Linked DNA regions of Mus musculus: region 1 is linked to region 2. A link is a loop called in an ENCODE intact Hi-C map of the cell type or tissue named here. Cell type or tissue: heart. All regions are shown on one strand. Links, peaks and the distances in the headings refer to the core of each region. The heading gives the core; the rest is flanking DNA.

Region 1 (2,500 bases), core at 1-2,500, 280 kb before region 2:
CAGGAGAAGTGAAAGGCATGGCAGAAGCTGGGCTCCGCCCTTCTTATTCCAAAGCCACCAGATCAGGCTCATTCACTCAATGTTCTATCGCGATGAAGAGAGACTGTGACTATAGCAGTTTCCTGTAAAGGAAAGCATTTAATTTGGGCATGAGTACATTTCCAGTTTTAGTCCCTTATTGTCATAGCATGAAGTGTGTAAGCACACAGGCAGACATGGTACTGGAGAGGTCGCTGAGAGTTCTGTATCAGGATCCGCAGGCACTAGGAAGAGGCCATGGGCCTGACTTGAGCATTTGACCCAAAGCCCGTCTCCATGACACACTTAGTTCAACAAGGCTACACTTCCTAATCCCTATTAAGTGTAGTGCTACTCCCTAAGACCAGGTGTTCAAGTCTGTGAGCCAATGGGAACCATTCATATTCAGCCCAGCACAGGTATCATCCACTCATGACACTGAAGTTTCCAGGATCCTACACCTCATGATAGCCCCATTTCTTTTTTTTTTTTTAATATTTATTTATTTATTATATGTAAGTACACTGTAGCTGTCTTCAGACACTCCAGAAGAGGACATCAGATTTCGTTACGGATGGTTGTGAGCCACCATGTGGTTGCTGGGATTTGAACTCAGGACCTTTGGAAGAGCAGTCGGCACTCTTAACCACTGAGCCATCTCATCAGCCTAATAGCCCCATTTCTTAAAGGTTCTGCCAAACATGCCGTCACACTGGCAACCATTGCCAGCAATTAACTTCTGGAGACAAGCTCCAGCCAGAATGTGGTTGGCACACTTGCATTTTTAATTTTCAACCCTATATGCACACAAGATTGTTTTTACATTTCTAAACAAAATGTATGTGTGTAACACGTCTGTGAAAGTCCAAGCACAGTTTTGTGAAGTTGTTTCTTCCATCTTTACATGGGCTCCAGGGATGATCAAACTCAGGTCTGGAGTTTAGCATCACAAATGCCTTTATGCACTGAGCCACCTTGCTGGCCATAACAAAAAATTCCTAATTTACCAGAATGTTTGACGATATGTTGCATAAAAGTATACATAATATCAACTGATTTCTGTCAATATGAATATGAACATTTGTGTTTATGGACATGTGTATACATATGCAATATTACATATAAACAACTGTATATTTGTAGAAAAGGTTTGTCATGACTTACCAAAGAAGATAGAATTTTATTTTTAAAAATTGATAATCAATTTAGAAATTGAACCTTAATTGCTAAAACATGAGTAGGCCACTGATTCCTTGTAAGAAATACTTTGGTGCTCTGTGCATCTCAGAAGGCACACACTGGCATGTATTGACCTATGCACACTAAAAGGGCCTGGGGGAGGCAGCCGTGAGGTGGCTCCCTTCAGGCTGCTGTCAGTCCTGGAATGACACTCTGATTCTTGGAGGGAGTCTTAGTCTGTGCTGCAGAGTGACTACATGAGCACTGTGGGTTCGAGGTCCTTGCACCTTGGGACCAGGACCCTTTGGTTAGGTGTGCAGAACACGGCCACACTCCCTCCTCCCTCTAGATGGCAGTCTACTTTTTAATGACCTCTTCCAGATAGTTCTTTCCTGGTGTGCTCTCCTGTGAGATGTTTCACACCTCCTTGCCCTTTCTTTTATTCATATCACTTCCTTCTAGAAAACCAAGTCATATCAGAAATACATTATTTGCATGGATGTTCGGGATTTTTTTTTCCCTCTAAGAGAAGCCTATTGACACCCTCAAGGTAACTTATGCTAGGTCCCATAAGAAAAATACTCTTCAAAAGATATATATTTGTTTGGTTTTTATTTTCCCCTAGTATCAGGATGGAACCTAGAACCTCCCATGTGCTAGGCAAGTAATGGGCCACTGAGCTACACCCACTCCTGCCCTCCTTACATTTCATCTTTTGAGGCCAGGACTCATATGTTGCCCAAACTGGCCTTGAACTTGCTGTTCTTCTGTGTTCTTCTGCCTCAGCCTCCTGGGTAGCTGGGAACGCAGGCCTGTCTTAACTAACTGCCAGCAGGTGTTCTGTTTCTTTCTCCTTGCCTTATTCAGAAATTACTAATCAACCACCTACTGTGTGCTGTGCTCCGTACTAGGAATTTACAGTAACTACATCACCTAACTCTTCCTGCTCCCAGAGTCTAGGGCAGCCTCTGGTTCTGCACGGGGATGTTCTCGTGAGAAAATTGCCACAGCATAAATGTAACAGTATACGACACACTGTTAGGTGGCTTTTCCACAAGTTATGTGCGTGGGACTTCATTCTATCAGCTCATATAAATATTATTCTTCTTTTGGCTTGAATTTCTGTAATGAGTCAAAGATATGCTTTTTATTTTTAATCAGCAAACACATTACAAGAGAAAATCCCACATTTCTCACGATGCTTGTGGGCTCTAGTCTGTGCCAGCAGCGTTGTGATTTGTCTCGTAAGGAATCATCGTAGTTCTGTATTTTAAAACTAGCTCAAATGCTCTTTCTTCTGCCT
Region 2 (8,035 bases), core at 2,206-4,705:
GTATTTTTCTTTTTAAAATCTTCCAAAATAGAAATTCCAGCTCTAGATGGTTTCACTACCAAATTATCAAACATTTAAGGAAGAATTAATAGCAACTCATCACTATCTCAGAAAGGAAAAAAAAAGAGAGCACTTCTCCCTCATTTTATTAGGCAGCATCTATCTTAATACAAAACCAGAATAAGGCATTGTAAACAAAAATACCTATAAGCCGGTTTCTTCATGGACTGTCTAGACACAGAAATCCTCATGTACTTTCTAGTTCTGTCTGTTAAGAATTCCTTGAGTAATTTCATCTAGTCGCTGAGTGTACCTGGTGCTCTCTCTGATTGTGATATCTAAATACCATTATCTAATTCAGAGGCTAAGGGCTCCTTGGGGAAGTGGTGGGTTGTAGGGAAGCACAAATAAGCCAGAGGAGCCAGGGAATAAGGATGTATTATTGAAAGGTCCCAGGGACCATTCTTTCAAAAAAACAAAAAACAAAACAAAAATCCCAGTTTGCCAAAACTAGAAAATTTTAAATTACAGTAATTTGAGGTTATAACCCAAGGAAAAAGGAATGCTGATTCCATCATACAAATATGATTCAATAAATAAGGAACTGGTAACACCTCCTCCTTAGATAACAGATTTAATTTAGAAGAATTTTAAGAATAGTAAAGCTGGACCTTAAAGCACGCCTTTAATCCCAGCACTCAGGAAGCAGAGGCAGGCAGATCTTGAACTCAGGGTCAGGGCCAGCTTGGTCTAAAAAGTTTGGTCCAGTTCCAGGAGAACACAGAGAAGCTCTGTCTTCAAAACAAAACAAAACAAAAGATTAGGAAACAGCTTTATAATAGCATAGTAGGGCCCTAACTGTTCTAAGCACGTCAGTAAGTAAATGCTGCAGGTAATGGCAAACATCTAAAGTGAACCACTTACACACTATCAAGTTTCCTGTACCCAAACATGTGTTATTTATAAAGGGGAAATTGTGCTTTTAGAGTGGAGAATCCTGGAGGACGTTACCTTAGTTAAGGTAACTGGCATAACACCACTAAGAGTAAAACAAAAAGAATACACGTGCAGTCGGGTATTCTTTCAGCAATGCCCGTCCTTCAGCCCACCAAGGCTGGTGGGATCTAAGTGAGGTGCAAAGCTTTACAAATGGAATTCCTAGCCTCAACAGTTTTTGGGGGGTGTTAACCTCAGAAAGCCGGGTAAGATGTGTAGAGGAGCTCTCTGAGTGCTGTGGAGTAAGATAGTTAAAACACAAATGTGTATAACAAAGAAGTATGCCTGAAAAGAGCAGCCACTAAAGTGGCTCCTTGAGCACCTTGCAGGTAGGCAGTACCTGCTAGGAGCTTTCTTTAAAAAAAAAAAAACAAAGTCACTTAAGGCACTGAAATGTGTGTTAGAAAGACCCAACTACTTGGGACTTTGAAAACTGCTTAATAAAATCATATCTAGTCACAGAAAAAAAAGACAAAACCATGAACCCCATGGAAAATTAAAACTGTCATATAAGCTATTTATACCCTTATCTCTGTAAAGTTACACTGTATTTTACATACAGCAAGAGTTTGATATTATTTTGACATCTGTCTTGTAAATTGGAGATAACAAAATGATATGTTTAAGTGAGCAGCTGAACTATATTTGCCTACTTGTACGCTGAGTGCTTGTTTTGTTGAGTAAATGATCAGTTTATTCATTTGCAGAGAAACCAGTGAGGCTTAGGACACTTCACAAATTGGAAGAAACTTGACTTACTCAAGTGAAATAGGAAATATCAATGAGCAGACTGTTTCTAGCATAGAAGTATTTCATAACCACTTAAAAGGAGAAAACCTGTCTTATTCATTTTTACTGTTTTTAAAGTTTAACAGTTCCCTTCCAGTCTCTTCTTTGTCATATGCAAGGCTTTACCCCACTAAGATAGTTTTATTCATGGGAACACTGTTATTTGCAAATGGTAAACATATATTATTACTCAAAACTATAGCATTTATTAGTAAACACTTACTGTGTCTTATAATGTGTTGGCCACTGGGAAAATAAAACACACAGCAGTTTTCTAACAATAGAGTCTGGTAGTAGACAGGCATGTATACAAACTGTCTGGCCAGATGGGGTAGCTATGCAGGGATTAAATGTATATGTGCACAGTGTTAAACTTGGAAGTGTCTCAGAAGCAATGCTGTGTGTAGGAGAGACCCATGTAAGAGGAGGTGGGATTAAGGGACAGGATGGGGCTTTAAATCATTGGCTAGAGAATTTAAAAGAATTTTCCTTTATTTTGAAAAAGCAACTATAATGTAGAGGCAAGTACTATATGCATCGTTTGATATGTATAGAACCTCTGTAAAGTTGCAAACAGCTACTAGAATCCAAATGCCATGTTTTTCTAAAGAAAGATCTTGTTGCAAGTTCCAACAGTCTTAGTTAACTCTCTTATCCCTCTTATGTGCTGAGTACAGTCGGAGGAAGAGGAATTGGAGTTGGTGAGTGTGGTTTCCTGCTTGAACAGAGTTGAAAAATATATAAATAGTACTAATTATTTTAAATGTTCTTATTTAACCTTTGTTCCTTTGTTACAAAGATATTTTTCTATTTGTTTTCCACTATCCAAACATTTTTTAATCAAGAAATCCACCTACTGGCACTACTGATCCTAGTTATGTTTATGTTTATTGCTGTATATATTGGTCCCTTTTATTTGATGGGTAAAGGAGAAGACATATTGAAGTAACTTGTAAAAACAATAGCTATCCATGAACACAAGATACTTAAGCTTTTTTTGCTAAGGAAGTACACAAAATACCTTATGTGGCTTTCGAAATTATTAAAGTGTTTTTAGAAAATGACTTCACCCTCAGAGTCCCTGAGATCGTAACACAGAATCTTGTGTTATGTTTCTTTCTTTCAAAAAGATTACATCATTTTTGGTGAGGTCACCTTTTTCAGAGTTGATTATCTCATCCTGCATGAGGCAGTCGGAACCACAAGGGGGTTCCCTGTTTACAAAAAGAAGTGGCTGTGATTGAACACACACACATTTGCTTCTTACGAGGAATGTTTGAGTCTTTAAAAGCAGCTCTTACCTGTTTATCCAAAACATATTTTATGTTGTTTTTTTCCTGTGGAAAAAAAACTTGACTAAAAATAACTTACCTCTATGTTGGGAACTAAAACCCAAACTCAACAGATGTCATCATATGCATTCCAAGTCTAATTAGATGACTCCGATTTAAAGGGAATAAAAACTTGTGAGTGTTCCAGTGTTAGCATGGGCAGGGGTTAGGAGTGCATGTGAGCATGGGGTGTAAAGGCACCCACTATTTTCATTTCCTTATGATGACATGTTTATGCATGCTGGTGTGTTTTTAACAGTTTCTTTTCAAATAAGTTTCTTTGTTCTTTATCCTTAAAATAAGAGATGATCTTTTATTTGTTCTGTGCTTGCTCATTTTTGGATTGGTATATGAAATATACTCACTGATTAGCTATAAATGTGATGCTAGATTATACAATGAATATCTTTGGGGGGAAATTCTTGAGTTAAGGATGCCACTAATGGTTGCATTATGGTTCAAACTGAAATAATTCATCTTTTACTAGACCCTGCTCTTTACCCTTAAATTATTGTCCTAAATGCTTTAATTATCTATCACTGTGTTGCCCTCTAGTGGTTCTGAAAGTCACTTACTCACGGAACACACTGCTTGCAGGGATCTAGCTGGTGGGCAGACCAAGTATGGAGGGTCATTATTTCTACAGTCTTTGAAGTCATACCAAGAAGTTGCCATGAAGATGCAACTCTAAAAAGCCCAGAGTAGGGATAGCCTACACAGAACCATCTGAACACTATTTTTACCTAGTTTTATTTGAGACCAGATTAAGTCTCTCCCTCAAAAACTCATTGAAATTGTTGACTCAGTGCTGAGCCTGAACTGTTTCTCCACCTGTCATACCAATGTGTGACACTGTGTGACTTTGCCTTCCTTAAAATGACACTTAACTGCAGAATCTCAGAGATAGTTTCTGAGTGTGTTGAAATGTAGAAATCATGAAGATAAGAAAGATCGCTAAAAAGTGTAGTCAATCACACTCTTTACAACTTCATAAACACCCATGGAAGGAGTTACAGAGACAAAGTTTGGAGCTGAGACGGAAGGAAGGAAGGAGCATCCAGAGACTGCGACTGCCCCACCCGGGGCATCCATACCATAATCAGCCACCAAATGCAGACACTATTGCATATGCCAGCAAGATTTTGCTGACATGACCCTAATATAGCTGTCTCTTGTGAGGCTATGCCAGTGCCTGGCAAATACAGAAGTGGATGCTCACAGTCAGCTATTGGATGGAAAACAGGGCCCCCAATGGAGGATCTAGAGAAAGTACCCAAGGAGCTGAAGGGGTCTGCAGCCCTATAGGTGGAACAACAATATGAACTAACCAGTACACCCTGAGCTCGTGTCTCTAGCTGCATGTGTAGCAGAAAATGGCCTAGTCGGACATCATTGGGAAGAGAGGCCCCTTGGTCGTGCAAACTTTATATGCCTCAGTACAGGGTAATGCCAGGGCCAGGAAGTGGGAGTGGGTGGGTTGGAGGGCAGGGCAGGGGGTTGGGAGGGTATAGGGGACTTTTGGGATAGCATTTGAATTGTAAATGAAGAAAATATCTAATAAAAAATTGTTCTTTAAAAAAGTTTAAGCTAATTCAGCATCTAAAAATGAAATCAGTTCAGAATGCAGGGAAGAATCAGAAACGCAGTTCCCTGGAATTCAGGAAGTTACGCAAGGCATTCTGTGCCCTAAACATTTGTTGATGGCTCTGATCCAAAGTGAAGTGAAAGAAAGGAGCCAGCTCCTGCGCCTGTGTTGAGGACTTCCCTAGCAAGAGTGAGGCCACAGTGACTCTGTTCTAAGCCTTGCACTTCTAGAATAATTTTATCTCATTACAGATTTAGTGGGATGGCTGTGAATCAAAAGGAATATAAATATATTTGTCTGTTTAAGTCACCAATGACACCAATAATATAAAGTTTTAACTACAGAAAGTCTGGGGACAGTAAAAAATGCTGTCTTGGGTTCATTTCTAATATACCTCTTCAATTATCAGCAGGAGCACTGAAAACCAGACATGACAAACATGTCTGTCTTTCTTTTGTAACAAATTAAAGGGTTCAGAGAAGTAAAGTGATGTTCTCCAGGCTTAGAGGTGAATCAGTAATTAAGACTCCAGTCATACCAGTACATCATATGGTTTTCAGATGCCCTGTGAGAAGATGTGTAGGAAATACAAACTGACCTGAGAGAAGCTGGAGTCCAGATCCTCAAAAGACCATCACCCGTCAGGCACTCATATTAGCCAGAGGCCTTCATTCATTCCAGTGCTTTCTGAAAACAGTTCAAGAGAAAATGCAGTCTCATTTGGACTCCTGAGCTCTGACACAGACCCCCAAAACTGTCAGTCATTAGGCTCTAACTATTTGTAAAAACAAATTATAGTTATCCTTTAGCTTCTTGTATACAAACTGTGGAGTCTCTTCTGTTCTCTGATACTTGATCCTGGAAAAAGTCAACTTTAGGTCAGTGTGAAGGGAAAAATTATTCTGCCATACCCCCTACACATGGAAGACAGGGGCTATCCTAATGTAGCTTCATCATTGAAGAGTTGACTTTTTTTTTTTTTGCCAGGAATAGGCAGTTCTTAAATCCCAGCCATCAGGAGTCAGAGGCAGCGGGATCTCTGTGTGTTCAAGGCAAGGCTGATCTACATAGCAGATTGATGTTCCCAATCAGCCAGGGCTACATAGACCTTCTAGGGGAAAGGGGACAAAAGGAAAAGGAGAAAGGGGTGGGGTGGGTGGGGTTGTCAACATTTTAATTTATTCCCAACCTGGCTAAGATACAATTATGCTGATACTATTAATACAGTCAGTCAGTATTTAGTAGCCTTTTCAAAAGTACATTATTAAAAAACTTAGAGCCTTTCCTTTCAGAAAACTGGAAGGCCAGAATGATACAGATCTGAGTGTGCTGTTAAAACCTGGATCACCTGCAGGGTGAGCAGGAGGGAAACCAGCTACATGGGATAAGCCACAGCCTAAAGCATTAGTATAGAAGGACTGAAAAGGACGTAGTTTTGTTCCTGTACTCTTACATTTATAATCTCATGTATACAAATTACTTTTGCTGCCATCAACCATTTAAAACATAAATAGACTTCATTTAATGTAGCTTGACAATACTTGTAATGATATCAAGTCCTCATTAAGTTATCACACAAAAGTGTTATCACCCATAAGGTAAGTTTCTATTTTAAGACATGCATCTGGGATTAATATGCTGTAATCTTAAAGGGGAAATGAATAATTAATACAAAGATAGATCTCTTAAATATTTAGTTATTCTCATTAATATCTTTAAGGATCTCATATCACTGTTTCAAGAAATAATGACATTCACATAAAACTGTGAAGTGTCACATTTAAATTGAAAGTTATTTTTAAAATCTTTAGTCTGAACATAAATACCACATAATTACACTTAATCTGTTCTCTGATCTCTCACAGAATGCCCAAAGGATAAGCAGTTCTCAAGCCACTCAACCTCTTGCCACGCCTGTAGTGTCTGTGACAACTCCGAGCTTGCCTCCACAGGGACTAGTGTACTCAGCAATGCCGACAGCCTACAACACTGGTGAGCCATCTCTGGGCCTTTTCCTGGACTCTGTTCTTGCTGCTTTCTAAACAAGGGGTACATGCTTATTAAGAATATAGCTCTGGGTTTTTGTTTCAAGTTTAAATGTATATTTTTAAAGTGCTAAGCCTTTAAAAAGTTACATAAAATGAGTTGATAATAGAATGAAGTAAGTTATTTCTCCAACATGAACTTTTACTACTTTTATTTTGGCGGCGGGGGTTGATTTTGGCGGCGGGGGTTGGGGGGGAGCAAAGGGGGGTTGAGACGGGGCCTCTGTGTAGCCTTGGCTGTCCTAGAACTCACTTTGTAGGCTAGACTGGTCTCAAAAGCCTTCCCCTGCTTCTCAAGTCCTGCAATTAAAGGTGTGTGCCACCATGTCAGACCTTTCACTGCTTCTTAAGAAAGAAGCAAGTAGCTATTGTCAAGTGTGGCCAAGGAAGGGAGGAGGCAAATTGCCCAGGTATTTTTATAAAGTCTTTTATTGCACACTATCTTTTTCTTCCTCAACTTTGAAATCAGATTGTTTTGTCTGTATGCTATAAACCTGCTTTGGGAAAGGGTTGAGGTCTCCTAGGGGTATGGAAGGTACTTCAGTGTGGCAGGCAAGATGTGTTTTTTCCTGTAGCTACTGGCTTGGTCTGTGTTATTAGACCCTGTGGAGGAGAATGAGCTCTTGTTTCTCCCCATAGCCAGTCAATCTGCTGCTAAGAAGAGGTTTTCATTCGTTTTGGTATTTTTGTTTCAGACTTTTGGTCTTAAAATATTCTTAAGACAGAAGGCTGTTAAGAAAGTTTAGGAGTAGGTGGACAGTGGTGGCACACACCTTTTATTGCAGCACTTAGGGTGGGGAGTGGGGTAGAGGCAGGCAGATCTCTGAGTTTGAGGCCAGCCTGGTCTACAGAATGAGTTCCAAAACAGCCAGGGCTACACAGCGAACACCCTCCAACCCCCTGTCTTGAAACACACACACACACACACACACACACACACACACACACACACACACACACACGGCGGGGGGGGGCGTCACAGTGAAGGGGGAGGGATACTGCTGGCTTAACCAGATGGCCCCTATGGAGAACTGGTGTGCAGAGGGTTCCCTGTGGGTTTACCATTCTAAGACAGGCAGGAAGAACAAGCAGTTTCACTTTCTCCCCAATTGAGCCAAACACCTGGCTCTGGGAAAGAAAGAAATAACACCTTGTCTGCCATCAGAAGACTGCAGTGCAAGGAAGTGACTTCTTTATGACGCTCATAAGTGGACTGTGGTAGAGATCACCTAATTTTAGACTTCAGAGTAAATGCTTTGGCATCAGTACTAAAACTGCTCTGTGAAGCT

Evidence for each region. Hi-C counts contacts between places; a loop is a spot of excess contacts. Peaks named below come from ENCODE experiments on the same cell type or tissue, not always from the same donor. Only the 100,000 strongest peaks of a DNase experiment are listed, where the experiment ranks them.
Region 1: it touches region 2 in a loop (2.4-fold over the local background); 6 of 42 quality-filtered maps call a loop at or near these places.

What each region holds. Positions count from the first base shown.
Region 1 is chr7:67,520,182-67,522,681 of GRCm38, reverse strand. All of the region lies in intron 9 of Lrrc28 (leucine rich repeat containing 28), which reads left to right. Gm34079 (a long non-coding RNA gene) reads right to left here and starts at 1,885. Exons shown (of 5, transcript XR_003946792.1): 1 at 1-1,885. In heart, for the core only: a CTCF peak has its summit at 1,529 (motif pointing right); a DNase peak (open chromatin) is centred at 1,471.
Region 2 is chr7:67,238,972-67,247,006 of GRCm38, reverse strand. It overlaps Mef2a (myocyte enhancer factor 2A), which reads left to right. Exons shown (of 11, transcript NM_001291195.1): 9 at 6,567-6,693. Among named protein-coding and RNA genes, the nearest start is that of Lysmd4, 20 kb to the right of the region's middle. In heart, for the core only: CTCF peaks have their summits at 2,982 (motif pointing right) and 3,675 (motif pointing left); no DNase peak of the experiment used is centred there.